Regions from separate parts of the Homo sapiens genome. Here regions 2, 3 and 4 are each linked to region 1. The links are chromatin loops, found by intact Hi-C in ENCODE. Cell type or tissue: Calu3. All regions are shown on one strand.

The links. Hi-C counts contacts between places; a loop is a spot of excess contacts. Peaks named below come from ENCODE experiments on the same cell type or tissue, not always from the same donor. Only the 100,000 strongest peaks of a DNase experiment are listed, where the experiment ranks them.
Region 2: it touches region 1 in a loop (6-fold over the local background); 29 of 110 quality-filtered maps call a loop at or near these places.
Region 3: a loop joins it to region 1, with 15 times the contacts of the local background. A loop is called at or near these places in 11 of 110 quality-filtered maps.
Region 4: a loop joins it to region 1, with 10 times the contacts of the local background. A loop is called at or near these places in 42 of 110 quality-filtered maps.

Annotation. Positions count from the first base shown.
Region 1 is chr7:82,600,464-82,608,463 of GRCh38, reverse strand. No RefSeq gene overlaps it. Among named protein-coding and RNA genes, the nearest start is that of CACNA2D1, 160 kb to the right of the region's middle. In Calu3, no CTCF peak of the experiment used is centred here; a DNase peak (open chromatin) is centred at 3,023.
Region 2 is chr7:82,725,569-82,733,568 of GRCh38, reverse strand. No RefSeq gene overlaps it. Among named protein-coding and RNA genes, the nearest start is that of CACNA2D1, 290 kb to the right of the region's middle. In Calu3, CTCF peaks have their summits at 3,963 (motif pointing right), 6,246 and 6,459 (motif pointing right); a DNase peak (open chromatin) is centred at 3,948.
Region 3 is chr7:82,230,536-82,238,535 of GRCh38, reverse strand. All of the region lies in intron 3 of CACNA2D1 (calcium voltage-gated channel auxiliary subunit alpha2delta 1), which reads left to right. Among named protein-coding and RNA genes, the nearest start is that of CACNA2D1, 210 kb to the left of the region's middle. In Calu3, a CTCF peak has its summit at 3,867 (motif pointing left); no DNase peak of the experiment used is centred here.
Region 4 is chr7:82,040,268-82,048,267 of GRCh38, reverse strand. The region is part of intron 10 of CACNA2D1 (calcium voltage-gated channel auxiliary subunit alpha2delta 1); the gene reads left to right. Among named protein-coding and RNA genes, the nearest start is that of CACNA2D1-AS1, 35 kb to the right of the region's middle. In Calu3, no CTCF peak of the experiment used is centred here; a DNase peak (open chromatin) is centred at 3,567.

The DNA of each region.
Region 1 (8,000 bases):
AGCTATTAAAGTGCCATCCAGGAGAATGGCGTGAACCTAGGAGGCAGAGCTTGCAGTGAGCCGAGATCGCACTGCTGCACTCCAGCCTGTGCAACAGAGCGAGACTCTGTCTCAAAAAAAAAAAAAAAAAAAAAAAAAAAAAAAAAAAAAAAGCCATCATACTTCAGCCTGCACGACAGAGTGAGATCCTATCTGTAAAAGAAAAAGAAAAAAAGAAAGTGACAATTTTCCAAAGTGATTGTGCTATTTGACACTTCTACCAGCAATGTATGAGAGTTTCAATTATTATACTTTCTTATCAAATCTTGGTCGTACCAATTTTTGTGATTTTAGCAATTCTCATGAAGTTTATTCCATTATTACTTCACTGGAGTGGTAGTTTTATAGGTGTACACATTCCTCAAAACATATTAAACAGTATGCTCGAAATCTGTTTTATTGCATGTAAATTATATGTCAGTAAAAATAAATCTATAATATTAAAATTATTAGAAAATTTTACCTCTTACAGAAACAGCCATATCTAGATTTCAGAGCTATAGAATGCCATTTTTATCTTGCACCGGTTTCAAAGAAAGCTGAGGTAATAATTAAATAATCATAATACTGAACAGTATGTGGTATATGGCAAGCTTTTAGTGATTATTTGTGGAATGAATGAATTAAGTTAGTGTTTCGTTGTTGTTGTTTTTGTTTTTTGAGACAGAGTCTCGCTCTTGTTGGCCAGGCTGGAGTGCAATGGTGTGATCTTGGCTCACTGCAACCTCCGCCTCCTGAATTCAAGCAACTCTCCTGCCTCAGTCTCTTGAGTAGCTGGGACTAGAGGCATATGCACCACGCCTGGCTAATTTTTGTATTTTTAGTAGAGACAGGGTTTCGCCATATTGGCCAGGCTGGTCTTGAACTCCTGACCTTAAGTGATCCACTCACCTGGGCCTCCCAAAGTGATGGGATTACAGGCATGAGCCACCGCGCCTAGCTGAATGAATTATTGTTGAAAAGTAATAAAAAAGAATAAAATACAAAAGGAAAATAAGATAATTATGTATCTGCAAGTGCCGAAGCCAAAAGCAACTAAATATAAACGTCCTCCAGTTACATATTTGTCCACAAGGAAAAAAAAAAAACGTTGGTTATACAATTGTATGACGTGGTAATATTTCTGAATATTTATGCTGTTACTTTTAACATTGCAGATTCTCTTGATTCTAGATATATCAGATTTAATCCAGGGCAGTTCAAAGTTAAGACAGATTTCTTAAAAGTTAATGGTATAATGGTTGATCATATTCATATTTGTTTAGCAAGGATTATTAGAATTTTATATTTCATAAACTTTTTATGGACATAAAATGTATACTTCTGTTTAAATGAATACTAGGGAAATAAAAAAGAAATTCATTCTTCAGGACATTCTGGGCAAAGTCAAACTGACATTTGTCATCTTTACCTTTTAGGCCATCTCAAAATTTAGTTCATCACATTCAAGAAAATATTTTAACAACCAGCTACAACCTATTGCTACTAATAGAAAAAACAACTCAGTTTGTAATACTGGTGGTGAATTATTAATCGTCATGATTATGAATATACGGATTATCTTTTTTAAAAAAAACTTTACAAAAACAATAATTCATATTAATGGAATTTTTTAAAAATAGGTACATCTAAGAAGAGGAATGTATCTGTTATGATAGGCTATGTTATGCTACAGTAAAGAACCATGTCAAATCTCTATGGCTTAAAATTGCAAAGGTAGCCAGGCACGGTGGCTCACACCTGTAATCCCAGCACTTCGGGAGGCAGAGGCAGGCAGATCACAAGGTCGAGATCAAGACCAACCTGGCCAACATGGTGAAACCTCGTCTACTAATAAATACAGACAAAAAAAAAAAATAGCTGGTCATGGTGGCGCATGCCTGTCGTCCCAGCGACTTGGGAGGCTGAGGCAGGAGAATCGCTTGAACCCAGGACGCGGAGGTTGCAGTGAGCCGAGATCACGGCACTGCACTCCAGCCTGGCAATACAGCGAGACTCTGTCTCAAAAACCTGCAAAGGTTTAAGTTCTCATTCATGCTCTATTTCAGCTACGGGTCATTTGGGGTCTCTACACTGCATTATTTTCCTCCTGGGACACAAAGTAGCCTCCATCTGGAATACTCTTGTCATCATGAAAGAGGGAGAGAAAGGCAAATAATTGGCTTCAAAATTTTACCCCCCCATGTAAAATGTATAGTTTCACTAGCATTTCATTGGCTAAAACAAGCTGCATAGCTAACGTGTAATTCACAGGAGGACAGTATAATTCTACCATGTGCTCAGGAAGAGAACTGGAAATACTTGGTGAACAGCATTAATAAAAACTATAAGGAACAATATGAAGAATGCAAGAAAAATCAGAATAACAAGAACTTAGCATTGAATTTGAGATAACTGATGAAAACATTTCCTTAGCTAAATAAGTTTCTAATAAACTGTTAACTGCAAAATATAGGAGCAATGACAAATTTCTACATTTTCTCCTTAATCTAGTTTTTTCATTACCATTCACAGTGAATCAAACTTTGATTTTTTTTTTAAATAAGAAATGCACAATAGAATATTCTCAACCTACAGCAGGACAGTGCCTATTTTGAATAAGAAACCAATTTAAAATGATGATGGCCTTACCTAGGGCAATCTAGGAATCTAGGCCAGATTTGGACACCAAGGACAACCTATTTTATCATAGTTTACCCACATTGCACAACAGTAACCGGAAAATATGGCATCAAGACCTAAATTGAATCTATTGTGCTCTCTGAATAGGAGATATCTAACAATATGGAAACAGCATAAGGATTATTAAAACGATCACAAAGGAGGCAGTGGTGTAGAGGTTATTCTTAACACATATATTTTGGGGATTTCTATATTAGCATATTTTCTCACAGATCTTTGGAGGTTTATTCACATTCAAAGTACCAAAGACAAAGGTGAATATCAATGTAGCTGTAATAATCCATGTGTACGCTAAGGGGCGCCAGCACCTAATGTTTAACACCACATTTTTAGGAAGAAATTCTCAAACCTCAAGTACCCTTTATTGTGACACTAAATGGGAGCCATTATTGTTTAGTAAATATTTCCCCCAAACCAAGATTCATAGCAGTTCTTGAGGGCCCAGCTGAACCATACAAAAAAATTAATGTCTTTTATTAATATCATTAAAGTGCTTTACGTAAATTAACTCACATAGCAACATCTTATTAAAAGTCAATAAATTTAGACAACTAGCATCTTATTAAACGTCAATAAATTTATTTTATTTTATTTTATTTTGAGACGGAGTCTCGCTCTGTCGCCCAGGCTGGAGTGCAGTGGCGGGATCTCGGCTCACTGCAAGCTCCGACTCCCGGGTTCAAGCCATTCTCCTGCTTCAGCCTCCCGAGTAGCTGGGACTACAGGCGCCCGCCACTACGCCCGGCTAATTTTTGTATTTTTAGTACAGACGGGGTTTCACCGTGTTAGCCAGGATGGTCTCGATCTCCTGACCTCATGATCCGCCCGCCTCGGCCTCCCAAAGTGCTGGGATTACAGGTATGAGCCACCGTGCCCGGCCAAACGTCAATAAATTTAGACAAGAAATTATTAACCTAAATTTTGAAAAGATTAAATGAGATAATGAAAATATTTTATTATTCTTATATGTTCAAGGCTTTATCTTGAACATATAAGCCATATATATTAGCCCAAATAATCCCATGTGTCTTTTCCACTCTGTTTAATATTTCCATAAATTAAAAGTCTGTTTCAAAGTCACATGAAGAGGCCCAGCGTGGTGGCTCATGCATGAAATCCCAGCACTTTGGGAGGCCGCGGAGGGCGGATCACCCAAGGTCAGGAGTTCGAGACCAGCCTGGCCAACATGGCGAAACCCCGTCTCTACTAAAAATACAAAAATTAGCCAGGCATGGTGACGTATGCCTGTAATCCCAACTCCTCGGGAGGCTGAGGCAGGAGAATCGCTTGAACCCTGAAAGGCATAGTTTGCAGTGAGCCGAGATTGCGCCATTGTACTCCAGTCCAGGCAACAAAAGAATGAAACTCTGTCTCAAAAAAACAAAACAAAACAAAATTCACATCAAGAGATTTTTCTGTAAGAGAGAGTAGCTATCACCTGAGATCTGTCTGGAGCTCTCTTAACTCTCTTCCACTACTACCACTTGTAGTCCCCGTAATAAGCTTCCAAAAATGCCAGATCTTGGGGACTATCACAGTTCACTACACTCGAGGGAAAGAATTTTACCTATAATGATACTGTTACTCTAAGCAGGGAAGAAGGACTTTATAGAATCATATAATACATTCATAAATAAAAAGTATTTAATAACGTCCATAGATGGCAAGTGCTAGCCTTGTTCACTGTCATTTTAAATGTTATTTCATGTAATCCTCACAATAAGTCTAAGAGGCAGATGTTGTTGTTTCTGTTTTGAAAGTAAAGTTTACAAAGATTAGGTAAACTTGCCCTGAGTCATAGAGCCAGTAGGTGCTGAGCCAGAATTTTAATTAAAATCTGTTTGATCCCAGTTTTCTACTTCTGATATGTAATTCCCACATTATTTGTTGCCAAACTGGTATACTAAGAAAGATTTTTCTACATTTATGTCTATATTTATAGTGGTAATAATCTTACCAAATCAGTTTTTCTTTAGAAATGGTACAAAAGCACATTGCTGCAGAGGAAACCTTTTAAAAGTTAGATTTGCTCTGAATTTATGTGAGATTTCTTTAAACTGATAACGATTAGATGCTATCGTATAACGACATCGTCTCTTTAAAAAGAGCCTGTTGCCCAGGCTTAAATTCAGTGGGGTTATCATAGGTTACAGTAGCCTCGAACTCCTGGGCTCAAGAAATCCTTCTGCCTGAGCTTCCCAAGTAGCTGGGACTATAGGCACATGCCACCATGCCCAGCTAATTTATTTTACTTTATTTTATTTTATTTTATTTTATTTTATTTTATTTTATTATTTGTAGAGACAGGGTCTCGCCACATTGCCCCAACCAGTTTCAAATTTGATCATTAGAGCAATAAAATTATACTAATGATAATGTTGATCATAATGAAGATGACAACTGGTACACATTGAGTCTACAAAAGGTATGGGCATATAATATTCAAAAGAGAAGTTATAAAGTTTGTGGAAACAGAATGGTCAAACAAAACTAAGGTAAATAAGACATGACTAGCTTTTACATTCATTATAATATGTAGTTTAGTGGACCATTCATTTTTATGTGTATAGTGCTTTTATATATCGGTTTTAGAAATACACATATAAATATGTTTCAATCTGTTTAATGCAAGCCTAAATCTAAAGAACAATGAGTAAATCAAATAGTGCATGGGAAATAGTCACTACACCAAGAACAGGAAGAACTAATACTGGTGGTCACAAAAAGTAACCAACTATAAGGAGAGTCAAGAAAGTGATGATGGGTAGAAAGGTATTGTGTATTAATAAATAATGATCATTAGTAGTATAAAGTTCTTACTAATACCATAATAGTGGCAAATTACTATGTTCTCATGCTTTATGCATGCTAATGCATTCAATCCTTCTAATAACTGTGTGAGTTAGATTTTGTTATTATTCTCATTTCACAAATGAAAACTGAGACACAGAGGTTGTATAATGTGCTCATGATCACACAATTAACAGGATGCACAGCTGGGATTTAACTCTAGGTAGTTTGGCTCTAGGGACAGTGCACCTGACCACTATACTACCAAACATTCTACAGCAACAGTCCCCAACATTTTTGGCACCAGGGACTGGTTTCTGAGAAGATAATTTTTTCATGGAGCAGGGTTGGGATGGGGGATATTTTCAGGATGATTCAAGTGCATTACACTTATTGTGCACTTTATTTGTATTATTATTACATTATAATATACAATGAAATAATTATACAACTCACCATAATGTAGAATCAGTGGAAGCCCTGAGCTTGTTTTCCTGCAACTTGACAGTTCCATCTGGGGTTGACGGGAGACAATGACAGATCATCAGGCATTAGATTCTCATAAGGAGTGCACAACCTGGATCCCTTGCGTGCACAATTCACAATAGGGTTTGTGCTGCTCTAGGAATCTAATGCTGCTGCTGATCTGGTGGGAGGTGGAGCTCAGGCGGTAATGCCAGTGATGAGGAGCGGCTGTAAATACTGATGAAGCTTCACTCGCTTGCCCCCTGCTCACCTTCTACTGTGTACCCCGATTCCTAACAGGCCACATACCGGTATGAGTTCATGGCCTGGAGGTTGGGGACCCCTGTTCTACAGGTATCTTCCTTTGAGCCTCTCTACTCAGATTCCTTCCTGATTTCCCAGAAGGTCAAACCTTTGATGATCCTATGAATTGAAATCCTCTAAGGAATTATAACTACATGCCATACACTGGCCAAATAAGACTTTCAAAAAATCATTTTGGGGGGAAAGATACCAGGCTCAAAATTATAAAACATATGAAAGGTGTGGACTTAAAAATCCATATTGACAGAACTAGCCAAAATTTGGCTAGTAAAAGGAAGTTACATGATGATTAGTGCCTAGATTTTGAATACCCTTGGGAGACGCAACCAAGAATTGATTGGCTATTTTTTTCATAATTCTATTGAGATATAATTCACCAATTTAAAGTATACATTTCAATGGTTTTCCATATGTTCACAAAATTGTGCAATCATCACCACAAACTCATTCTTGTCACTCCAAAATAATCTACTGATCTTATGCTAAGTCTCTACAACCTCAGAGAGTCTGAGAAAGTATTATTTGTGTGATGCGGCTCTGCATGCATCACTGAAATCATCAGAAGAAATCAAGATGATATCACTGAATCCCTAAGAGGTTTTCAAAATAAGAGTGGCAATGATACCAGAAAAATACAAAAACAGTACTGGAAAAAGTAAGAAATGTAATAAGCCCATTGTGCTGATTTTTAAAGAAGAGGCATATACATATACTTAATAAGTTTTACAAATCATTTTTGTTTATCTACTGTCTAAGGGGTTTGAAGACTTAATCATAGCAACTTATAATTGTTTAATGAATACAATCAAATTTAAAATAAATGTTTAGATGCTCAAGAAAAAAATATTTTTTATAATTTTATTTCAGAGCAATAAATGTAGTATTAAAACTGTACAAATAACACTGTATACTCCTTTTTACAAACTCCCCCCAATACCTTAAAATTTCTATGAACATTTGCAATCTCATGAGGAACATTGTCATGAAGGCATCATTTTATAAAGTGTATGTGGAGTGCCTATTTTCGGGTTCTCCTAATTCAGGCACCTGTCTATAACATTACGTAAAAGAAGTTGCTCTTGAATGTTTAGTTATCCAAAAGGAATTTACTAAAAGTGACTGAAGGACTCTATAAGATGAAAAACACTTAATCATTTAAGCAGTTAACATAAGCAGTGTGTGTGTGTGTTTATGTGTGTAAATACAGATGAAGCAAACCAGAAATATATCATAGTATGGTTACAGTATTAATTTATGAAAGGTTTGTACTGAGGGTTCAGTGAAAACACATAGCCCTTCGTGATATTCCTACTCAGATTTCAACCTTCTTTCATCTTTTAGCTCTGCACCACCTACTGGCCTCTTCTAAGTCCCAGGAGGATCATCTGCTCTGTCTGCATAAGAATACTTGCTTTTTATGCCATGGCATTTACTGTCAGTTGGAGAGACAATTGCTTGCAGTCTGGACGGTGTATTCAGAATTTTTGTCTGTTTTATCTCTAGCTATGCATAGGTCTCAGCGCTGCCAGAATTTAAGTAAGCTTGCATTCCTTCAATAAGGACCATAAGCTTTCTATAGCTGTTTATTGTCAAGGAAACTGTATATATTCTGTACATAGTTTTTTTTAGCCCTGCAAACACTTACTTCTGCTTTGTCCTCTATGGAATTAAAGAGTGTTTCATACAATACCGGGGTTTTA
Region 2 (8,000 bases), 130 kb before region 1:
GAAGTTTGTCCAACATTAGGTCTGTTTTCAACTGGCTTATGGAAACAACAGACCAAATAACTGTCTCCTGGGGACATCTGAATCAACATGACCCAACAGTGTCCATTATGCCATTCCTATTACATTTGGTAAGAACCCTACTGCTGCGTATTTTGTCTCCTCAAGCTTAGTGTGTTTATGTTTTGCAGTGGAAGAACAAGATGACTATCTCCGATTTTATCCCTATAACTAGAAAGTTAGTCCCTAATCAAACTAATAACACAAGTTTTCTTTGATTCTTTAGACTGAATCTGACCTTTTAGTTTTTCCTACCATTCAATATTTTTCCTACATAGTATTTATTACAGTTGATCATTCTATAGTAATATAATTATTAATGTCTCTCACCCAATCAGCCTGTAAACCCTGTGAGGGCAGGATCAGGGCTCTTGCTCAACACGTATCTTCAACATCTATTACAGTACCAGGTGTGTATCTCAAAGTATAAGACATAAAAAATGAAGTAGCATAGACTTCATTCAAATATTACTGGCTTAGTCAAATTTTACTGAAAGTCAAATCCTTTTTACTCCTCTCTCCTTTCCTAAAGTAGAAAGGAAAGGAGGCCTATGGCCAAGGCCACTGTAGCTGGGAATGTGCTGGTCACACCTGAAACCAGTATGACACTAGATCTTGCCGAAGGCCCACGACAACTGCTGCCTGGCTGCTGTTGATGTTTATTCAAGGCCCAGGGGCTCTTTAATCAGCATATGATGGATCCTGACAGGACTGGGTTCTTTCCTTCAGGGCAGTGGGTTCTCTCCTGACCCAGGGTAAGTCTAGAAATTACATCCAGGAGCAACGTCCTGGAATGGGGGCCTGCTTGGTGCTTTATTTTACTTTGGCTGAACTGGTATCCAAGTTGCAAGACAAAGTCCTCTTTACTGTTTCCTCAAGGAGAATCACTTGAGGCCAGGAGTTCAAAACCAGTCTGGGCAACATAGTGAGACCCAACTCTACAAATTTTATTTAAAAATTAGCCAGGCATGGTGGCACATGCCTGTAGTCCCAGCTAATTGGGAGGCTGAGGCGCAAATCTGAAGTTAGCATAATATGATTGCACCATTGCACTCCAGTGTGGCAACAGAGTGAGACCCCGTCTCTAAAATAACTAAATATATAAGCCCTTTACTGTAGATGGCAGAAGATATGATGCATATATATCTGTAGGTGAGGGGTGGTATAAAAAGTTGTAGAACTACACATTTGCTGACTACAAGTTTCCCAAGGAAATAAAAGAGCTGAGAGAAGTGGAGAGTAATGGAGATTTCTGTAGGAGACAGGAACAGGGATATGAACAGAGTGTTGTTCTTTCAAAGCAATTGCCCAAAACGATGACTCACACTCATAATCCCAGCACATTGGGAGGCCAAGGTGGAAGGATTACTTGGGGCCAGGACTTCGAGACCAGCCTGATCGACATAGCTAGATCCTGTCTCTACAAAAAAATAAAATAAAATAAAACAATGCCCAAAAGAATGAAGGAAAGAATTGAGCGAAGCCAAATAAAAATTGACTAGTGATTCTGGGTCCCAATGATGTCACCAAAAGTTCATAAAATCTATGAAATTTACTTTTTTATTCATTCATTCATTCATTCAATAAAATTTACTATTTTATTCATTCATTTCCATTCATAAAAACTATGAACTTTTGGTGGCATCATTTCACATTTGTTTTCTGATTTTTTTTCTGTTGGTGTTTTAATAGTCAATTAGGTTTACAAGCTGAGAAGGCAGATTTGGGGAATGATTTATTGGTAGCACTTAGTAGATGGGTTACATAGAAGGATAATGAATTTGGAACTTGAAAATACTGATGGAGAACAGTTCCTATTACTGGCTATGATACTTTTCATTCTTAGAAGTAACCTCTCCCATCTCCAAAATCTCATAACAGTTTATATTATGTATTATAGTCATTCCAATGCTTGTTTTTGTATCATTATTCCATAAGCCCATTGAGGATCATAACTCTAGTGTACAATTGATCAATATGTGCAGATGCCTTGTTGTATTACAATATAAAAATTTGTAATAATCATTAATTATTAAATATTGTTGACTTTTTTTTAAATGGAGTCTCACTCTGTTGCCCAGGCTGGAGTGCTGTGGCACGATCTTGGCTCACTGCAACCTCCGACTCCCTGGTCCAAGCGATTCTTCTGCCTCAGTCTCCCGAGTAGCTGGGACTACAGGCACGTGCCACCACGCTCAGCTAATTTTTGTATTTTTAGTAGAGATGGGGTTTCACCATATTGGCCAGGATGGCCTCGATCTCTTGACCTCCGGTGATCCACCTGCCTCAGCCTCCCAAAGTGCTGGGATTACGGGTGTGAGCCACCGTGCCAGGCCCACAATAGCCAAAGATCTTTAATGTCCCTGTTTTGTTTAATCCTTCAACATTCTTTTATTTATTTATTTATTTATTTATTTATTTTGAGATGGAGTTTCGCTCTTGTTGCCCAAGCTGGAGTGCAATGGCGTGATCTCGGCTCACTGCAACATCTGTCTCCCAGGTTCAAGCGATTCTCCTGCCTCAGCCTCCTGAGTAGCTGGGATTACAGGCGACTGCCACCATGCCCAGCTAATTTTTGTATTTTAAGTTGAGACGAAGTTTCACCATGTTGGCCAGGCTGGTCTCGAGCTCCTGACCTCAGGTGATCCACCCCGCTCGGCCTCCCAAAGTGCTGGGATTACCGGTGTGAGCCACAGCACCCAGCCCAACATTCTATTTTTTAAAGACACATTTTTTAAAAACAGGAAAATTGTTACAAATTATATTAGTCTAAGCACTATCATAGTTCTCTAAGTTTAAAGAATTACCTATTAAGAAATGTTCCCCTTCTCCATGTGATTCAGGAGTAATTTCCTCCTAATTGCTAGCAAGGTGAAGTCTACTTGCTACTAAGGAAGCCATTATTGGTCTATATATTAATAGAGTGATAATTGAATACCTGTGGATGAGAATTGAGTAGGGGATACTTTGACATGCTCAGAGGAGTTTCATTAAACGCAAAATCAGAAAATGCTGAGAAGCTTGCTAGCAATTAATTAATTATTTTATACCAAATGGCTTTTTAAACTTAATTTCAGCTGGCCAATGCTGCTAACTTGAAGCTGGTAAGTATTAAAATCTACATTTGAACTGATGAAATTTGATAAGAAAGAAATAATTCAGTGCACCATTGACAGTTCACATCAATGTGTTTCACATTAATGGCAGATCGGATAAATGTCTGATTTTTGAATATTCATTTTGAACAATGAAATTGAAATAAAGTAAAATCTTCATGAAATTTGTGCTTTAATTCTAAATCAATAATTCCATCATCATGAAAACTGTCAAGGAGAGACAATGGATATGAGAGGAACGGGACATAGAAAGACAAGATTTCACGTAAAATTAGTCTTAAATATTTCTCTAAGTGGATTCTTGAAATACACATAAAATGATTTTAGGAATTTGAATTCTATGTATAAAGTTCAAATCTACAAATAAAGTTATGATGAACTTCAACTGGCTAACACATGTTCAATGTTCTACCTAAGTTGAGTATCTGAGACACAGTGGGGGTTGCCTGTAACTCGAACTCTTAGTGCCCTGATCATGTTGACTTTTCCAAGCTCAAATCTGGCTTACTCAGTTCTCTGAGGTCTCCAAAGAAACGAATGCACCTGGCAAATCATTACCTTGGCGGCATCCTGCCTGTGAAAGATTTGCAATTCTCAAGTTAGTATTTTATTTCTTAATTTTACTTTCTTGTTTAAAAATTTACTTTTTTATTTATTCATTCATTTACACTTATTGGCCAATATTTGTAAAGCTATTTTCATTTCTTCACTTGTAAAAATAATTTTTGATCCCATGATCCCCAAGGGAGTCAGGTACTGTTGTCTTTGCTCTACAGCCCTTTGCCACAAGGTGGGAGTATAACTCTTTGAAAGCAAAGAACTTCCAAAAAGTTTATTTCAAGATTTATGCAAACACAAAACACGAGTACAACATACTCTTATTTTACGATTCAACTTCTCTACAGCTTTAATAACTTTAGAAATTTTCCACTGTGAATAAATATTTCTTAAGTGACTATAAATCATAAGAACTGAATTCATTCTGTAAGAATGACGATGTTGACATTGCAATAATCACACTAATATTATCTAAGCCCTTATTTTGTGCCAGGTAATGTACTAGGTGTTTTACGAGCATTGACTCAACGTTCACCACCCTATCTTTACTTAGGTGCAATCATTGTTACCCTTTTTACAGAAAAGAAAACCAAGACTTAAATTAGTGAAGGTACTTATTCAAAGTTAGAAGTATTAGAAAAGGGGTTCTTATTTATCTTGCCTTTTAAGATTGTGTCTTATGCTATATTTTATATTTGAATTAGAGTTGTGCTTTATAAATTAATACGACGATAATCTCCAGGGGGCACATTTTACAAAAACAACATTTTGAGACTCCTTCTTTGAAGATTCTAATTTAGCAGGTCTGGAACATGGCCTAGCAAACTGTATTTTGAGGAAATGCCCCTTAAGATCCTTATCAACAAACAAGCTTTAAAACTACTGATTTACTGCTGCCTTTAGATTTAACTGATCTATTTATCACCTATTTCCGGAACTGTACTTTTTAATTCAAGATTTAAAAATCAAGGTCACAAAATCAAAATAATGTGAACTCAGGCTCTCCAATACTATGTGATGTCCCAAATGTTGAGGACTCAGGTGAGTAATGTATTGTAGAAAGGGTGATATGCCTGTGTATTTTATGCTCTACCATAAAAATATCCCAGTAAAATTTATACTACACAATAAAGTGAAATCAGATGCAAAAGCTTTATCAATTTAAAAGTGTTTAACATATCTAGTGGGTATTTTAATGGCATGTAAAAACTATTAACAGTTCAGATGTCATATAGCAATAGTGATTTAATAAAATCTCTTCTAAAATTATGACCTCTTACAAGGCATGTAATAATTTGACTCACTGATTTTGTAACCCCGAAGTAAAAGATAAACAAAGTATCAAAATCAAGTGACAACAGCTAGCAGAATATTTGTCCTTTAGGTCTAAAATATTTATAGTGCCATTTGTATTTAGATCCCTTTTCTCTTAGACAGTATGTATTAATATTTTCGCTTTTCTCTCTTTTTAGAATAAAAATTCTCTTCTATCTTAGATTCTTGTCTCCATCATCATCTCAAAAGCCTCTAACTGTATTATAATTTCCTGGAGAAAGATATTTCATTATTTCTGTAACTGCTAAGATTTAAGTACATGATGGAGTAGAAAATAATATTAATAATATAGTAAAGCATTGTAATAAAATTTACTTATTACAATGTGGTTGCATAATAGGCTATTATAACAACATATTTTTAAAGCAAAACACTTTTGCCTTCTTTTTAAGGTGAAGACATTGAAACCTAGACTCACAGTGTTGACCTAAGTTCACAATTGGACAGAGCTGGATCTGAACGCAGGGTTCCTGACTCCCAGAGCAGTGCTCCTCACTTACCCAAATGACTGGCAGAATTGACGCTTTATGGTTCAATCAGTCAGTGAACAAGAAATACATTTGAAAATAAACCTCACACTGGCCTGAGAAGATTTATTATAAAGCGATTTTCCAATAGAAAGACGACACCAAAAAATGTGTCACAAAAATTGAGGTGAAGTGAATGATCAACCAATAAATTACGTTAATTTTTTATTGTAATTGCATTAAATATTTTGAGGTATTCTCATTGCTATCATTAAGTGAGCATTAGTATTATACTTTCACATACTGGAATGATGGCTGCTTATAGTTTCTTCAAGCTCTGAAACTTTTTTTTTTTTAATTCTTTGGCTTCGATAAAACCTAAAAAGACAGAGCCCTAATTCTGAAAATCTGCCTTCCGATGCCAAGTTGGGGTCGGTCGGGTTATCAGTGTGAAGGCCATCACTCCCTTATTGATTATCTTTGGTTGTTTCCCATGTTATTGTTTTAACAGCCTTTAAATTATTTGATTGGTTAATACCACAGTACTTCCAAGGCTATCCATAATTTCTGCTCCTTTTTTTTTTTTTTTTTTGAGACGGAGTCTCGCTCTGTCGCCCAGGCTGGAGTGCAGTGGCGCCATCTGGGCTTGCTGCAAGCTCCGCCTCCCGGGTTCACGCGATTCTTCTGCCTCGGCCTCCCGAGTAGCTGGGACTACAGGTGCCTGCCACCACGCCCGGCTAATTTTTTGTATTTTTAGTAGAGACGGGGTTTCACCGTGTTAGCCAGGATGGTCTCGATCTCCTGACCTCGTGATCCGCCCGCCTCGGCCTCCCAAAGTGCTGGGATTACAGGCGTAAGCCACCGCGCCCGGCCAATTTCTGCCCCTTTTATATCAATTTGACAAATATTTTTAAACTCTTTTATTTGCTATACCAAGAAATGCCACTAGATGACACTAAGTGACTAAATTCCTGAATCACTAGAAAACCCTAAATTGGGAAGTAGCCAACATTAATGGAGATTCTGTAATGTGAGAAATCTGTGCTAAGACTGAAGTTCTGTTTGTATAGGCGTTTCAATTACCCTTTACTTTTAGAGTTCGGTAGTGTATTTATTGAAAGTTTAACCCAAAACTGAATTTTTTAAATTAATTTTTTCATGTACTTTTTATAATTCCAAATGAGATCTGTTTATCATAATATATTTCATAATACAAATGCATTTTTTGACCATTATTATGCATAATAAGAAATATCAAAATATTTTCCATATTCATTTGGCTATTTCTATTCATGGAAGTGATTTTTGAACAGAGAAATTTGATGAAATAAGTCATTGCGAATTCTAGAGTAAAATACCTGAAGAAACCACTTTGTGACGTGTGACATCCACTGCTCTGCTGTTCTCTCCCTTGCTCACTCTGCTGTGGCCACGCTGGCTTTCTTCCATGTTTTCTGACATGCTAGAGACACTGGCCTTGAGCCTTTGTTGTGGCTGTTCCTTCTAAGTGAAAACCTCTTCTTTGAGATGTTTTGGCAAACTCTGCCTCATCAAGGCCCAGCCATTGTAAAACAGTAACATCTGCCCCACCATCCCCTCCACCACCCCTCATTCCTCTCACATTCTCTACTTTTTCCATTTTACATAGTACCTGTCACTTCCTAACATGTCACCTAGTTCAATTATTTATCCTATTCAATATATATTGTCTGGCTTCACCTATTAGAATGTAATCTTCACGAGACAGGAATCTTTTCTTTACAGACAGATCACAAGCACCTTGAAAAGGGACTGGCGTGTAATAGACACTCAATCATAGCTGTCGAATTTATTTGACTTGGAATCAGTCAAGTATGTATTGCGTAGTACCTACTACAATATGTCTAGCTCTGATACAGAAAGGGAAAAAAGAGGTTATTTCTCCCAGTGAACTACAGCAGAGTTAATTGCTTCAAATTTGTGACCTGAGTTATACATATCTGTTCTTGGCATTTGATATGCCCTAAATTAATGGTCAATAAAAACCTCCAGTTATATGACATTTTGCATTGGCCCCATAACCATAATACATATATAGTTTACACTTCATATACCTGCAGTTATTTTCTGATAAGAATAGAGAGGGAAGAAATTGCCTTTCTGTGTTTGCCCAGCAAGTGGAAAAGAAAGATTCCAAAGGAGAAGCAGCGCAGGAGTTGGTTAGAACTGAAAGCTGCAAGAACAGAAAGATGAGTCCCTACCATGTTGACTTGCCAATGAGAAGACAGAACTTCGACACCTTATCACAAGGCAATGCATTTCAAAAGATTTTTATTCCTGTCTAGGATTTTTTAAAAGGAGTTTTTAATGGGTAGGAATGTTTCCATATTATCAAATAGGCTATTTCAATATTGGAAAAATTGTAGGTATAGATATAACCACAAGATAGAGAGTGTGAGGCTGTTAAATAGTACAACTTTGGCTGGGC
Region 3 (8,000 bases), 370 kb after region 1:
GGTATCTCATTGTAGTTTTGGTTTGCATTTCCCTAATGATTAGTGATTTTGGACTTTTTTTCATATGATTGTTGGCCGTATATATGTCTTCTTTTGGAAAGTGTCTGTTCATGTCCTTTGTTCACTTTTTAATAGGACCATTTTTAATGTGACTTATTAGTAACTTCATTATGTGTTTGCGAATGTCTACTTGTGTGATATAATTTTGCCTCTCCCCTATGTTGTAGATGATTGGTTCACAAATTGAGGCGTCAAAAATAAGAACACATTCAAAAGGTTAGCATAAATCCCCTCGCTAGTGATAGCATGAGAAAGTGTGGGTATGTTACATGTGAGGTAGTGGTGGGACACTACTAGAAGACAGACAACTTAAATCTTATTCCCCTCTTATATGAATTTATTGTGTGATTTTCTGTGTGACAAAGTTTCAGGACCTCTATCTTTTCATTTCCTCATTCACAATAGAAGATAGTATCTATTTTATTTAACATGTAAGATGTTGAGGGGATGAAATTGGATTGTAATATATATGAGATAGTGTGTGGAAAAAAATATTGTGTAACTATAAGCAACCATGAGTAACAGTAATGAGTAGTAATGTTTATGTCATTTAACTGTACTTTATTCTTTATATTTAGTTTTTAATTGACATCTTTAGATTTTAGGTAAGCTACTAATTGCACACATATAACTTGTGCTAATGTGTTTTATGGTTTGATGCCTTTGTATCTGATTCTTTTTAATATATAACAAAGCAACTAACATAGTGACCAACACATAGTGAAGTACTGAATATATATTTGAATACACTTTGTAAGTTACTTATAGGTTATAGCATATTGAAATTAAGCTCTTTCAAGACTCTCTGTCCTATCTTTGCAAATGCTTATACTTAATGTGTGTTTTAGCTTGCAATCTGTACTTTGCTTTCAGAAAATAATCCAATTAGATCAAAATGTTAATGTGAGATTATAAATTGCCCATAATTTGATTATAAAATAAGAAGTACTTAAACGAATAAGGTTTGAGACAACCTAGTCATACCTGATGTATAGCCCAATAGAACAAAATCACAGAAGATTGGAGGTAGGAAAAAAAACAATCTAGAAAACATGATATAAGTATATATCTGTGTGTGTGTCTGTATGTTTTGCCAATAACACATCACTCTGATGCCTTATGTTCAGTAAAAATTTGCTGATCTAGCTTTAGAAGTTTTAGTTATTAGACTGTCTTTTTATTTCCTGTCTTTATTCAAATTGAAAATGTCAGGGGGAAAATGATTATCATTAGTTTAGTATTTTGAAATGTATTAAGAGTGGGAGACTTGTAAAATTTTTTTTAGAATTTAGAACATATTTTTTTCTGGTCTTTACTTTTTACATAATTTATATAAGGGTTGGGTAAATACCCAGCTATTTAAAAAAGACACTTTAAATAAGTACCAGGTTATAGAATTACTGTGGTAATTTTTAATTTTACAAGTGCTGGTTTATGATTTAAGTGGATCCATTAAAGGATATTTTTATTTATAATTGGATTAAAATACTGAGTTAGAAATGTAAATGGATTTAACCATGGTTGAGGAAGGAGAGTCTCTTTAGTAAGTTCCTAGTAATTGGATTATTTATTATTTTATTTCAGTCTTCATACAATTTTAAAATTTAGAGTTAATATCACCTACAGTAGGTGGTAAATTAGTTTTATGGCATGAAAATCTGCCGTAAGTGAGGAAATATTAAGAACATGGTGAAATAGAGCTTAAAAATACTGTTTTTTCTTCTACTTTTGTTATATCAAGTTATAGGCTTTTATAAAAAGCTCAATGTAAGAAACACTACTAATAAGAAAGGGACAAAAGCTTTTAATAGCTTTGGTTGAATTCTCCATTCTAATATTAATCAGTGAAGAAAATGCTTACTCTAAGTCAATTTTTCTGATATACATTTGACTAGTGAAGAGATTAAATTATGAATGTCACATTTAATTTAAAACTAAAGAGAGAAATAGCACTATCACAGGGAATGTGCTCTTTTGTGAATGTCAAGTGCAACTTGTTGAAGGTCTTTTGAAAAACGTGTAGGAGAGATGTTGTTGTGCATTAGTTATGCATGTCTAGAGTACCTATCAGTTTGGAATACAGATGCCATATTATACTATTGACTACCACTGTTTTTAATATAGGTTGGGCCCTGGAATCACCCTCTGGTTTCCATTGGAATGGACTGAGCCTATGCCACCCTAAAACAGAATGGATCCAAAGGCTTTTAAAATTTGTGCAGAAAATAACATTTGGCCTAGGAAGTTGGGTTTCACATTCTATAATTCGCTATTTATTGGTAACTTGTTACGAGTTTCTAGAGAGGATTTTTCTCTTCTCCGTGGTTGCTTTTTCTTTTCAAATATTGGTTTCCCTCGACAAGGAAGTGCTGTGTAACTGAGAATTTTGCCAAATGTTAGCCTACTCATTTCTGTTCACTCCTTGGCTTTTCACATAAGAATATGGGGAGGGTTAATAGGCTTAATTTATGTATACCTCTTCCACAGTTCATGGGCACATAGTCATCCGCATATAGAGCAGGTGATGAGTACATTTCCATTAGATGAATGAGGGGAATGAGTCATGGAAATATCCATTTCCTTAGTACAGAGACATTACTGGGGTTCATACACTGTAACATTTTAGGACTACATCCAGGCCATTCTTGTCCTCTTCTGTATTGTCCAGTTGGCTTGTCATAATGTTATCTCAAAGCCGAAATATCCTCCAACCACCAGAGTAGTTAGACAATGGTGCTTGGCATTTGAGGAAAAATCTTTAAAAAATGAAGGAAATCCAGATATTATAAAAACATGAGAATGAATATGAAAGATATGGCATGAAATTTTAAAATTAGAAGAGTCTAAGAACTTGCATCAATATTGTTAAAAGGATGAATACTTCTGTTATTCCAGCATTTATTATTACTGTTATCAACATTTTGCTTCCTTGGTATAACAAAATTTAAAGTGATAATGTGAGGATGGCATGAGCGACTGGAAATTTAAAAGGATCATTGGATATAGTGTGAATTCATAATGTGGCCAGTGCTTTAGAAGCAGCCTGCCCCTCCCATCAGGGAAAGTTCATTTGCCTTTGGTGAGGATTCTGGATAACATCTTTGAAGGCACTAAAGTATTAACACAGGGCCACAGGTGGAACAGCTGGTTTAGTTCTACTTTATACTAGCACTTGTGTGGAATATTTCTTTCAGAAGACAAATGTTATATTTTTATCTGCAGAGAGGAGTTTATTTTGCCGAATGTACCAGAGAGAATATTTGAACAAAACGTTTATTGCTTTGTATAGTTTACCATTCCAACTGTTTTGTAATTTTAATTTTAAAAAAAAAGAACATAATTTAAGCATATCATTGTTAGATGTTATTTTCCTTTTTTAGTGTGCTCACTTAGCCAGGGGAGCATATTTTGGTAATTTTACTCATTCTCAAATTTCACCTCAGGTCATCAGGTTAGCACAGACTGGAGGTGCATTTATTATTTCCCAAGTGATAAATCGCAGCACTTGAACAATAGTGGCTTTATTAATAATTCTCACAAACGATCATACTTAATACTAATTCTGTTTAAGGTAGAAGTCTGTTGTGAGTTCAGAAGGTACAGAGATACGCCTGTTTTGGAGACAGAAGTAGGGAAAAGTATCTTGCTTCAAATGTGTAACATGTATGGGGAAAACCCATGTGTTTCATATTCATTTTACTTTCAAAAATCAGGTTTGTATGTTCCTAATTGTTTTCTTATGTTTACTTAATTTTTGAGAATGGATTGATTTTATTTTCAATGTTATCTGCTTCCTGGCATGCTTAAACAATTCAAAGAAGATAGCTACGGCCCCCTTGTGGTTAAATGATATAAAGTTGTCAAGATGGAAGAATAGCTATTTTTTTTCTAAAGTGATATTCTTGAAAATTCTAAGGCTGTGGCTTAAAAATCATAAAATTGTTACAGAGGCAATAAAGACATCAGTTGCTTATTTAATCAACATAAAGTCAAACATCCAATTTTTTATGTAAATAGGTAACTGTTCAGGCTGATTTGAATAACATCTGCATAATTACTTTCCTTACCCTACCCTCTGTGACATTTTAGTTTAGATGTATGGGTAAGGTAGTAAAAAATATATTTTTTAGGTTGTTGAATCTTAATTATAAATAATCTAATATTTAAAACCTATTAATATAGGAAGATGTGACACAGCATATATTATGTATGTGCTTTTGATAGTTAAATCCTAACATTTTCATTACAATAATTATCTAGTTCCACACATAATTCATTTTATCCTCCATTAGGGGAAGCATCTTGAACCATTTCAGAGAAATGTAAATTTCAGAGAAAAGTAAATTATTGAAGATTTTTCTCCTTTGTTTAGTGTTTTATGTTCTACATAAGGATTAAAGAAGTTGCTATCAGGAAGTGTACATTTGAATGCATACTTCAATTAATAATTTATCACAAATGGGATAAGTAGTGGCTCTTTTCACAGTTGTGATAAGGCTTTAAATTATTTATATCAAAAAGATGTTGAGTTTGAGGGTTTGTATCCTACCTATGGAAACAACTTTATATACTTAGAAAAAATAATCAGGATTTGGGCCAATTGCCTTCTAAAATAGCATGTGAAAAGCTATATAAGATTGTTTAATATATAAATCTTTTGACTTAAAATATGAAAACAGATGGTAGTGAACTAAGCAGGAATAAATCCTGTTATGCAAATATAACTACTCTCTGCGAGTTGTTTTAGGGAAACATAATCTTTTTAGTTTTGATGTGGTTGTAAGAGTGGGGAAAAAAAAAGGTCCTGTATAGTATGCGCCAACTGATAGGTATTCAAAGGTTGTCCCTACTAGTGCCAATTTGATATTACTATTTTCATCTGGTGTACTTCACTTGATCTCATGGGATAAACTTCTGTCTTCAGGGAAGAAATGGAAGAGGTAGCAGAAATTAAATGAATACTTCAATAAAGGTCACAGAATTTATCAGAGCTTTGCTAGATGAAAAAAAAATCTGTGAAGGCAAAACTAATCTCTGGTGTTAAAAGCATGATTTCTGGGATAATGGTAATTTCTGTTTTTTGATGTGAATGCATCATATGAATATGTTTACCTTGTTAAAATTTATACACTTTTCTGTATGTATACTGTTTTTCAGCAATAAACTGACAAAAAAGAGGAAAATAATATTTGTGAACACTGGTGGAACATTGTAGAAATGTTCATGTTGTGAAAATAGTAATATGTCAAGAATAAAATAATGTTTGAAATATAGTTTTATGTAGCCATCACTATATAACACTTTATAATTAATTCTTTCACCTGAAATAAGTTTTATGAAGTGATTCTTCTTTATAATTAACCCAAAGTCAGAAAAAGTACAGTATCTCCCAAATAATCAGTTAATTACTTCCCCGTTATAAGAAATTTGCTAGCTGATTTTCAACGTTTGGACACGTCTGCTTGAAGGCAATCCTGGAGTATCTGTGTAATTCGTTTATTAATTTTTTATGTATTTAGAATGTTTTAGTAGAAACAACCTGATCTGTGTTTTACCTTAAATCTATGTGACCTCAAGCAAGTCTTTTTTTTTTTTTTTTTTTTTTTTTTTTTTTGGAGACATCTCGCTCTGTTGCCCAGGCTGGAGTGCAATGGCGCGGTCTCAGCTCACTGCAACCTCTGCCTCCCGGATTCAAGCAATTCTCCTGCCTCAGCCTCCCGAGTAGATGGGACTGTAGGCATCTGCCACCATGCCCGGCTAATTTTTGTATTTTTAGTAGAGACGGGGTTTCACAGTGTTAGCCAGGATGGTCTCCATCTCCTGACCTCGTGATCTGCCCACCTCGGCCTCCCAAAGTGCTTGGATTACAGGCGTGAGCCACTGCACCCGGCCAACCAAGTCTTAATATTAGAATCTCAATTTGTAAAAACAGGGGCAATTATTATTTACTTCGCAGCATTAAATTAGATGATACTGAGAAAGCCCATAGTACAAACTATGGCATATGATCTATTTTCAACTAAGTTTAGCTTTTTACTCTTTTTCTCTATGGAAATCTTACCTCAATCTACTGTTGAAAATGGATGATTTTTCTGACTTGCCAGCAGTACAAAAAGGCGAACATTTGTTACTTTAAAATATGCATCATTTAACGAAAGCATTATCCAGACAAATCTTTATAGATGGTGGTTAGCAATGTGATGGGTATAAGCCAAATTAGAATGGTTTCCTAATTTGGGGTGCTATTTCTTCACATTTTAGTATTCTGACTATTTAAATTTGTAAAACTGGCAAAAATTATTTTGGAAAGTAAATTTGTTTTAAAAACAATAAATATACACATACTCTTTGGCTCGTATTCCTATTGCTGAGTATTTATTCTCAGAAAATAATTTTAAAAGTAGGAAAAATACTAAAAAGCCACAAAGATGGAATAGTAAAAATCTTTCTGTGGTCAAAATGTCACAGAGTAATAAAATAGAATGACAGTTTATTGTGGGTAGGGTATTACATAATTTAAAAACTAATATTATGAAGACTTGGTTATAATATGGTCAGTGTTCCTTGGGGAAGAGTAAAATGTAAAATGTCTATGACATAACATGACTTCAGATCAATTGTAATATCATGATTACCATTATTTTTCTAATTGTGCATTTGAACAAAGACTTTACAAGAATTAGGAAAAAATGTAAACATTTATCGGGCTACAGTGGTGGAATTTGGGGTGATACTATTTCTTTAATGTTTTTATGATTTTGTTCTTTCCATATGGGATGGGTGAGGTGAAGAGGGAAAGTGCATAATAAATGTAAGGGCAGTTTTTAAAAAAATCTGATCTAGTACATTTTTCCTCTGAGGCTGATTTCTACTTACTATACAATGTGATTTTTTTTAATGGCAATTTATGAAAAATCTACAAAATTGAGGTAGCTTACCATGGTGCTATGTGTTTGGTCCCCTCAAAACATACCTTTGAAATTCGATCTAAATAGCTCTTTGAAAATGTGAATGGTGAATGTCAGCTACTAAACAAGCACAGTTAATGCAGCTGCAAATGTGAATGTTCTGAGGCCTCTGGAAGCTGCCAGATTCAGTGGCCCAACTGTGTTTCCTATTGCTTCTTCTTATGCCTTATAGTAGCAACATTCATAATACAACAGGATCTCTCTCCATCCCACCTTGGGGTTGGAGGGCACTTATTTGAATGCTGAGGTGAGCAGTCTGTGTTCCCAGAGCAGGTAAATGTAAACATTTGCTTTCTTTTCTCTTTTGGTTCAAGCCCTTTCCAGCCTTCCCTGGAAGGGGAGGACTTGAGGGCAGGTTCCCAGTGCTGAGCTCTGAAGCACAAACAACAAAAGGAAGGGCGAGGAAGTCTGATTTAATGAATTTTATCAAGTGTCATACCAGCTCATTAAAAGAACATTTCAAGAGGAACATTTGCTGACATGGCTTTTTGAGGATTCATTTATTCCACAAACATTGAGCCAAACCCTTCATGTATCAGAGGTACAGATGTGAGACTATAAAGATGAATCTGACTTGGCGCCTGCCTCAAGCAGCTTATATAAGGGAGAAGTTTGTCATGCTTAGTTCAAGCCTTCCTAAAATCCAAGCTTCTTTCTCTTTTTATATTACACAAAAAGAAAGCCAAGGATGCTTTTCTTATACTGGTATTCTCAGAGATATGTATATTTCCAGTAGATGTAAATTACCTTTTACATAAGATAGTCTGTGTATTTCTAGAAGAAATGAAAATGGCATAATATCTGCAATGTTGGTTTTTTGTAGGATAAACATTTTTAATGCAATATTTTAAAATAGCATTACCATGAAAGAAAATACAGGATTCAGGTTGCACCCATTTGGCTACCAAATTCCTTCTTCAGTTTTAGTTGAGGACCAATACATGATTCTTGCGCGTTTTTTTAAATTAAAGA
Region 4 (8,000 bases), 560 kb after region 1:
TGTCATTAATTTATATCATAATCATGCTCTAAGTTTTCCAGATGTATATAATTTGTCTCAGTGGAACTGAGTTAAATTGAATATAATTCCTTCAACCCTAGTTGATAACTGTCATCAGCTGTTTCTGCATCCCAGATACAATTTAATGTTTATAAGAATTCATTGGTGATGTGAATAAACTTTCTTAAAAGGCGGATGTATCCTTTCTGTCTAGTGAATGTCTTGTAGATGTGTACAGATGAGAAATTACTTCTGCTTACCATTACATGAATCTGGATGCTTCCAGGCCTAGATAGCTGCCTGATCATCCCCCAGATCTTCCCCCAGCTCAGGTCTTTGCTCAAATACTGCGTGATAGAGAGGCCTTCCCTGACTACTGTCTCTCAGACAGCATTCCGATTTTAGTTATTCAACCACTTCGTTTATTTAATATTTCACGTCACTTCATTTTTTCTATCATTTCTCTTCACCTGATATTTTACATATGTTTGTTATTTTCTATATCTCTGTATTCCCTCCTCTCCAAGAATGTACGCTTCTTTGAGTATAGAGAGAGTCTTTTTTGTACTAATGTTACTGTACATAGAGTAGTTCAAGGCACGTAGTGGTGGTTCTTGAATTGACTCTACCTTTTGTCAATCAGAACAGTGCTGAACAAAAAATGTACTAGATGGATGTCAGAATTTTATAAACAGTTTCAATCAGTGATAAGTTAACTTTGTGTTCTTATGTGGCCAGTCATCCTCACTCATATGATCAGTATTGTAGTATCTCTGCTCTACAAACACATTAGTTATGTATGCCATTCTTATTGTGTTCTTCAAGCAAACTGAGCCATCTGTTTTAGTTTATTTTTCAACTAGGGAATTTTCCAAGTACTCAGCTTCAGGTATCATGAAAATATTGTACATATTGGTCATGTCTGCTTCACAGTGTTGGTAAAGGGGACCAGATCAGACAGTATGTGATTGTTTCATCATTTCATTAAGGTTTTGTCTTCAGGAGCTGGCATTCAAATTTCTAGAGGGCTATGCAAAAAACATTTGTAATGGAAATAATACTGATAAGGTTATTGTACCTGGAGAATGATGGAGTGGGAAAGAAAGCTGCCCATTTTTCCAGTTGGAAAAGTGCTGTGGACTCAGGAGTGCACAGTGGTTGGTTAAGAGATGGTTGAGAAGACAGAAATGTCAGGTGGAGATGCAGGGGGATCCTAAATTCAGTTTACATTTCAAGTAAAAGAACAGCATACTTTCAATGGCTTCAAATGTTTTTAAATGAATATGATTAGAGAATTATAAAATTTTCTCTATCAAAATATAAAAAGAATATATTAAAAATGGTAATTGGGACTTATTCAGAAATCCATCCAAGATTTCAACAAGGTAAACAGACTAAATATAGGTTACATCATGATTTGAGTTGTTTGAAATATTTGTTTAAAAATGAAAATATTTATTGAAATGTTTGATGAATGATGATTTACATTTATAGGCAAACACAATTCGTGTCTTTATAATTATAGGGAATTGTATTCCATTTTATCTACTGGTGCCATTTTTTAGACATATACAGAATTTATTCCATATTTACATTTTTGTCCTGATTGTTAAACTAGCTGATGTAAATTATATAATTTTAGAATTTGAAGGGCTTTCCACCTAATCTAGAAAAACCCTTTATTTCAGAAAGGAGCAATCTGCAGCTTAGGGGAGATAATTGAATCAGTTTTGGCTGTAATGCTTATTAGAGGCAAGGCCTGGACTAGACTTGGTTTTCCTAAATTGATTAAAGAAGAGATAATTCATTCTCAATATGTTTCTTTTTTTATACAATGGACCAAGGAAACCGCAAACCAGCAGCCACTGTTGGGAACAGCACCGTCAACTTGAAGAGTGGAGTGGCCAACTCCATGAGTGTCATTAGTGAAGATATTTATGTCTCTGACTGTGAGAGGGTGACCATACCTTCTAGTTTTCCCTGGACAGGGATTAACGACAGAAATTAAAATCACATTCACAACATTAGCAAAAGTCATGAATTAACTAGCAGTACTTTTAGTAATATATTTAGGACCTATATTAAAGATAGAGAAAAGAGTGTGAGAGATATATTTAAAAGATTTGATATTTGGAATTAATGAATAATTTTTCCTGGAATGAAAAGGATACCCATGTGAAGATAGCAGTTTTTCTAATTTACTCATGAGAGCAATTTTAATTTGACAAAAATTTCTAAAGTTACTGCAGTAGGAAGACAGTTGTGAAGAATATCACATGACGGGATGTGGTAGCTTTCTCCTCTGTTATTAAACTGTAATTGAAAATGATTAAAGACCTTAGAGAAAAGTGCGTCAGGGAATTTGCGCTTGGGGTTGAGCTCTGAATCTTGGTTGCTGTTTGACTCTGAACACTTTAACATCGTACACCTCATTTCCTCAACTATATAATGGGAAGCCTATTAAAACTAAAACTGTAGCTTGTTGAAAGTTAAACAACTTAATGGATATCAAGTGTTTAGCCTGGCACGCAGGTGATTCTCAATACATGTTAGCTAATACTTTTTAAAATTATTCATATTAAAAAGCAAGCTCATGAAATAACGGAGGGACAAAGGACTAAAAAATTACAGAAATGTATTCAAAATCTTAATTTGTTGTAAGGAATGTATCATGAATGAATGTATCATAAATGGGAAATTTCGCTATTTGTAAAAACAAATTGCCTAATTTTGTTATCACCTCATAGTGTTGGGGAAACTAAATTCCACCATGACTATATACCAAAACCCATGAAACATCAGTAAGGTTACAGATGAATAATTTCCTGACTGATAGACGGTTGATTTTCTAAGTACAAAACTCTTTTAAGAAATAGTAAAGGAATAGGCTCATAGGTTTAGATTAAATAGTAAGCAACAATCTGGAAAAACAGAACTACACAAAAATTAATATATGAGAAGGGTCATTTTGCTAGCAATCAAATTCAAATAGTTAAAATATTGAAATATTTTTATTTACAGTTCAGCAAATAAAAAATGGGAAGTGTTTATGAGGCTGCAGTGAAACTAGCACATATATACTTTAAATTGGCACAAAATTTTTGGAAAGTAATTTGGTAACAGATAACCTAGAAAGCATTTTTTTCTATTAATCTGGGCTTTTCTATTCATTTATTGACTTCTGAAATTCAAAGACATACTAAACATACAAAAATGCAGCTAAGTCACAGTAGCAAATGAACCAAAGTCCTGACTGCAGTTATAACATTTCACCCAGACATTGAATTCTAAACAGCCACTTTATAAATCTTATTTCTTATCAGTTTTCCAGAAATAACTCTTAACTGGGAATGTATCCACATATGTAAGAATAAATGTTATCAGCTATTTTATCCGGATTTTAGAATAATCATTTTCATATAATCTCTTATAGTCCAAATCTACTATGAAAAATATGAAAATCAAAATAAATTTTGAAAGTTTTTTAAAAATAGGAATAAGTACATAAAACAAGCACAGCCAAAATTTTGGAGCGCACAGCCTCTGGTCATTTTCCTTTTATTTTCCTGCATTGCCATCTGGTGGCCAAAATGTGGATAGTGTCTGATACCATAATTTGTGTTTGTACTTACTAATATGCAAAATTTTATTGTTTCTTATTTAAATTATTTAATCTTACAAAATATAAATTTGTTGTGTATGTTATCCATCATAGTTAACTTGTGTAAATAAGTGTACTAATATTATTTTAATTTAAAAAATCCTTTTCCAAAGCAGTCAGGTCTGGATTTGAATTATTATTTTTGCTGATGATTACATGGCTTGAGCCAACAATTTTGCACCATTATTTATTTTACATGCCAGAAATAGAGAAAATAAAACATTAAGACATGTTAAGTAATAAATATTGAACAATTTTTTCAGAAACTATAGTTGTGTCCTATTTTTGCTTCTTAAAAATGCTTTAGGACTAAACAATGTACAAAGTACCCTAAAGAAAGCCTGCCTTTAAACATTTAGAATCCATACATAGGAGAACGGTCTTTCTGAGGGGAAGGGATGCGAATTAATAGACATGTTGAGAGCTGGATACAGTGGCTCATGCCTGTAATTCCAGCTGCTTGGGAGGCCAAGGTGGGAGGATCACTTGAGGCCAGGAATTCGAAACCAGTCTGGGCAAAATAGTAAGACCCTTTCTCATTTTTAAAACTAAAAATAATTTTAAAAAGACAGGTTGAGTGGGCAAATAATAAATGAGCTACTTCTCTTTCACTGAAGTTTCAAGTAGAATATGTGACCTTAAGAATGTCTTTTGTCATTAATTCTTAATGTTTCCAGTGCAGAACTACTTGACTGCACTAAACCATTCAAAGGAAGACTTGGTACTCCAAGAAGATGTGTTCTAGTTGCCATTTCCAGACAAAGGGCACTTCCCGTAACTTTCTGCTTCTTTGACTTGTAGCGTGTATTAAGGCAACAGGAATATTTCATTGTTTGTATCCTGACATAATGTGATGACAAGCAGAGTCCCTCTTCTCAGAAATATTTTATGGAATGATTTCATATTCAGCAGGGGAAATTAGAGCAAAAATAGAGACTGCCTTTACAAAACCAAAAGCTTGGGTTATTTCATTTGAGATACTGATACTTTGTTTTGACTGGAAAGCATCTTTCAATTTGTGTACCTGACTGGGATATTTAATAAGAAGTTTCTTTGGAAGTATTGAAATGCATTGATCATAGTTTTATCAGAAACTGTTTCAAACACCAAACTAATGTTTGAGGGACACTTGTATCATCCTGTTAGTGAACTTTATTTCAAGCTCAATACAGCTGAGGCAGTTTATCTGAATCTTATGAATTAGGAATCTGTTCTAATTTTAGTACTGAGTATCCTAATCCTTTTTACTAAAATAATTTTTAAAACAATAGAGTTGCCATTTAACATCTACTGTATGTCAGACTCTATGTTAGATGTTCTGTATATCTTTATTTGAGTATTTTAATGTCTATTTGGACAGAGTATTTGTACTTTTGAATGTACAAGTTTAACAACATATTGCAGAGCTAAGATGCAATTCATCTACTTATAAATCTATAGCTTGATTATTGATTAACATTTTACACTGACTTCTAATTTCCATAGTTTGATTATTGATCAACATTTTATACTGGCTTCTAATTTTCTTAAAGTCCACATCCAAAGAGTTTAAACATTTATCCATTATTCATTTATTCAGTAAATATTTATAGCATGTTTATTACATGCCAAGTACAGAAAATGCAGTGGTGGTGTGGACATATTCTCTGGCCATGTGGGCTAATAATCCAATAGAGGGGTCTATTTATTAAGCTAGGATACAGAGAAATATGAAATTATAACTGGTGCTCTGTAAAAAAGAGATAGATTTAAGAGAGCTTAGTATTGGGTGACTTAATCTAGTCAGGGAAGGTCATGAAAACTTTCATGAGGACTGAGTGAAGAAGGGAGAAAAAGTATTGTAGGCAGAGGAACAGTACATATAGTGGGAAAAAGTGTTTTTGGCAGAAGGAACAAGAGATGTGGAAGGGCAAAGGAAAGAATGCCCCAATGCTGGAGTAGAAATACAAACCCTCCAGGATTTTTACCCCAGATGCCCATGTTAACACACGTGCCTTCCTATCTAAACAGGCTAACAGAAATTGTCCTCAGCAGTTCTAATGAGTGACCTACTTAGTTGAATTTTCTGGGATTGGAAAAGGAATCAATGTGATGTTAGTTTGGATTTCTGACTCTGTCATGTTAAATACACACTTTTACAAGAAGTATTTTCTTAATTGATGAAAAAATCAGAGCTCCTTCAATCTCTTTTCACTCGCCATATACCATTTCAAAGTTCTGTAATATATTTGCTATTACACTTTTGCTCTAAGGTTTTTAATATGTGGTTTTAAATTAGTATGTAGGCACGTGTTATCAAAGACTGCCACTTCAGCCCATGAAAATTAACCTATTTTTAAAACATACATAATACGATATAAGCTGATGAGTCTAAGATATCTGTGAAATATAGTCTTATCTGATTGTAAACTTTCAAATTTCTCATCACTTTCCTAGGAGAGTAAGATTTGCTATAGGGAGTTATACTTTGTAAGTTATTCCTTTCTGTACATTATTTGTGAGTTTTACTATGAGTGCAATTATAGTAATTCTGTTATACACTACTGAATATATATTTAATGAATGAATTTACATTTAATCAGTTTGTGTTAAAGTCACTTAATGAGATGCTTCACTTTTCTGTGTTAAAAGCAGGTCAAGGCCAACTGAAAGACTCTGAGCAATACATTATTCAGTGCTCAATTTCTGCATAACTTGTACCTTTATGGTGATTCATGGTTTAAATAAGTCAGTTAATAATATTTCCTGTAACCATTTCTAATAATTCTCTAAGGTCACTTTACTATTAATGTATTGGCAAACTGTATTTTTACTTACCAATACAGGGAAATGCTAACATTTATTTGTTTTGAAAATGGAACATGTAGAATAAGCTTGCATCCAATAACCAAAGAATAGAAGAGTGATAAAAGAGGCAGTGGGACTGGTCATTTGGACCTGAAGATACTCAGTTTTCAATATTTGAATTTATAGAAAACAGTAAATAAATATACTGGAACTTTATTCTCACACTGGTGATATTCATGAAAGTCTTGTTCAAAATAAACATGAAAAAGGACTTACTATCTGTGCAGGACATTTTACCTCTTGTTTTTTCTTTTCTCTAAGCCTTCCTTCTCCTCTCATTATCCTGATCATCTTGCCTCATTGTTAAAGGAGACAAATGCCACAGACAGTAACTATCATCATCCAAATCCACATACCACCTGGCTCGGTCAGCTTCCACTCTTCTTTCCTAGAATAATGAAGTTGATGTGCATTTTCCTAAAGGGCCATTCCTCTGTGTGTCACCTGGATCCATCTGTCCCTACCTTTCGACGAGCTTTATTTTTTACCTCTCTTCTATTTCCTGCATCTTTTTCTTCCTTCTCTCTTTAACACCAGTCTTCTTATGCTTGAGTGACCCCTAGCTTTAAAATAGACTTTTCTTGACCCCCAGTCTACCCTACAGATGCCACCCTGTTTTCCAGCTCTGCATCCAGCCAAGGCACTTTGCAGATTTGCCTGCATTCAGATGCTCCTGCTGTCCATTCGTTCTGCCCTCCCCACCCCCCCAACCCAAGGCTGCCTACATAATGTGGATGAGTTCACCAGGCATTTTTTTGTTTGTTTTGTTTTGTTGTGTTTTTCTGAGATGGAGTTTCGCTCTTGTTGCCCAGGCTGGAGTGCAATGGCGTGATCTTGGCTCACTGCAACCTCCGCCTCCCTGGTTCAAGTGATTCTCCTGCCTCAGCCTCATGAGTAGCTGGCATTACAAGCATGCACCACCACACCTGGCTAATTTTGTATTTTTTAGTAGAGACGGGGTTTCTCCATGTTGGTCAGGCTGGTCTCAAACTCCCGACCTCAGGTGATCCACCCGTCTTGGCCTCCCAAAATGCTGGGATTACTGGTCTGAACCACTGTGCCCGGCCCTACTGGGCAGTTTTAAGTCCCCATCTTCCCTGTCTCCACACAGTGTCTTCCTTTTGACACATTTTTCTCTCATCCAAAACAGTCCAATCTCCTGATTTCTCTCCTGTTTCCATGGAAACTTGCTCTTACTTAGTTTTCTCAGGGACTGCTATTCTACTCTACTTTTTTTTGTTTTGTTTTCCTATGGCTTTAAACCATTTTTTTTTCCTGAAGCCTTCTGTTTTTTTTTTTTTTTTTTTGAATAAATTATTTAGCCAAGACTTCTTTTGAGCCTCATGCTTTAAATGTTATCATTTCTTGACATGTACACTTGCATATCTCACATGTATTGAAACCTCACCCTAAATTGAACTCTGTGCTTCTCTTCTCTATTCCTCAATTATCCCTGAACCAGTCATCCCTCCAGTCCTCTATCCTTCCAGAT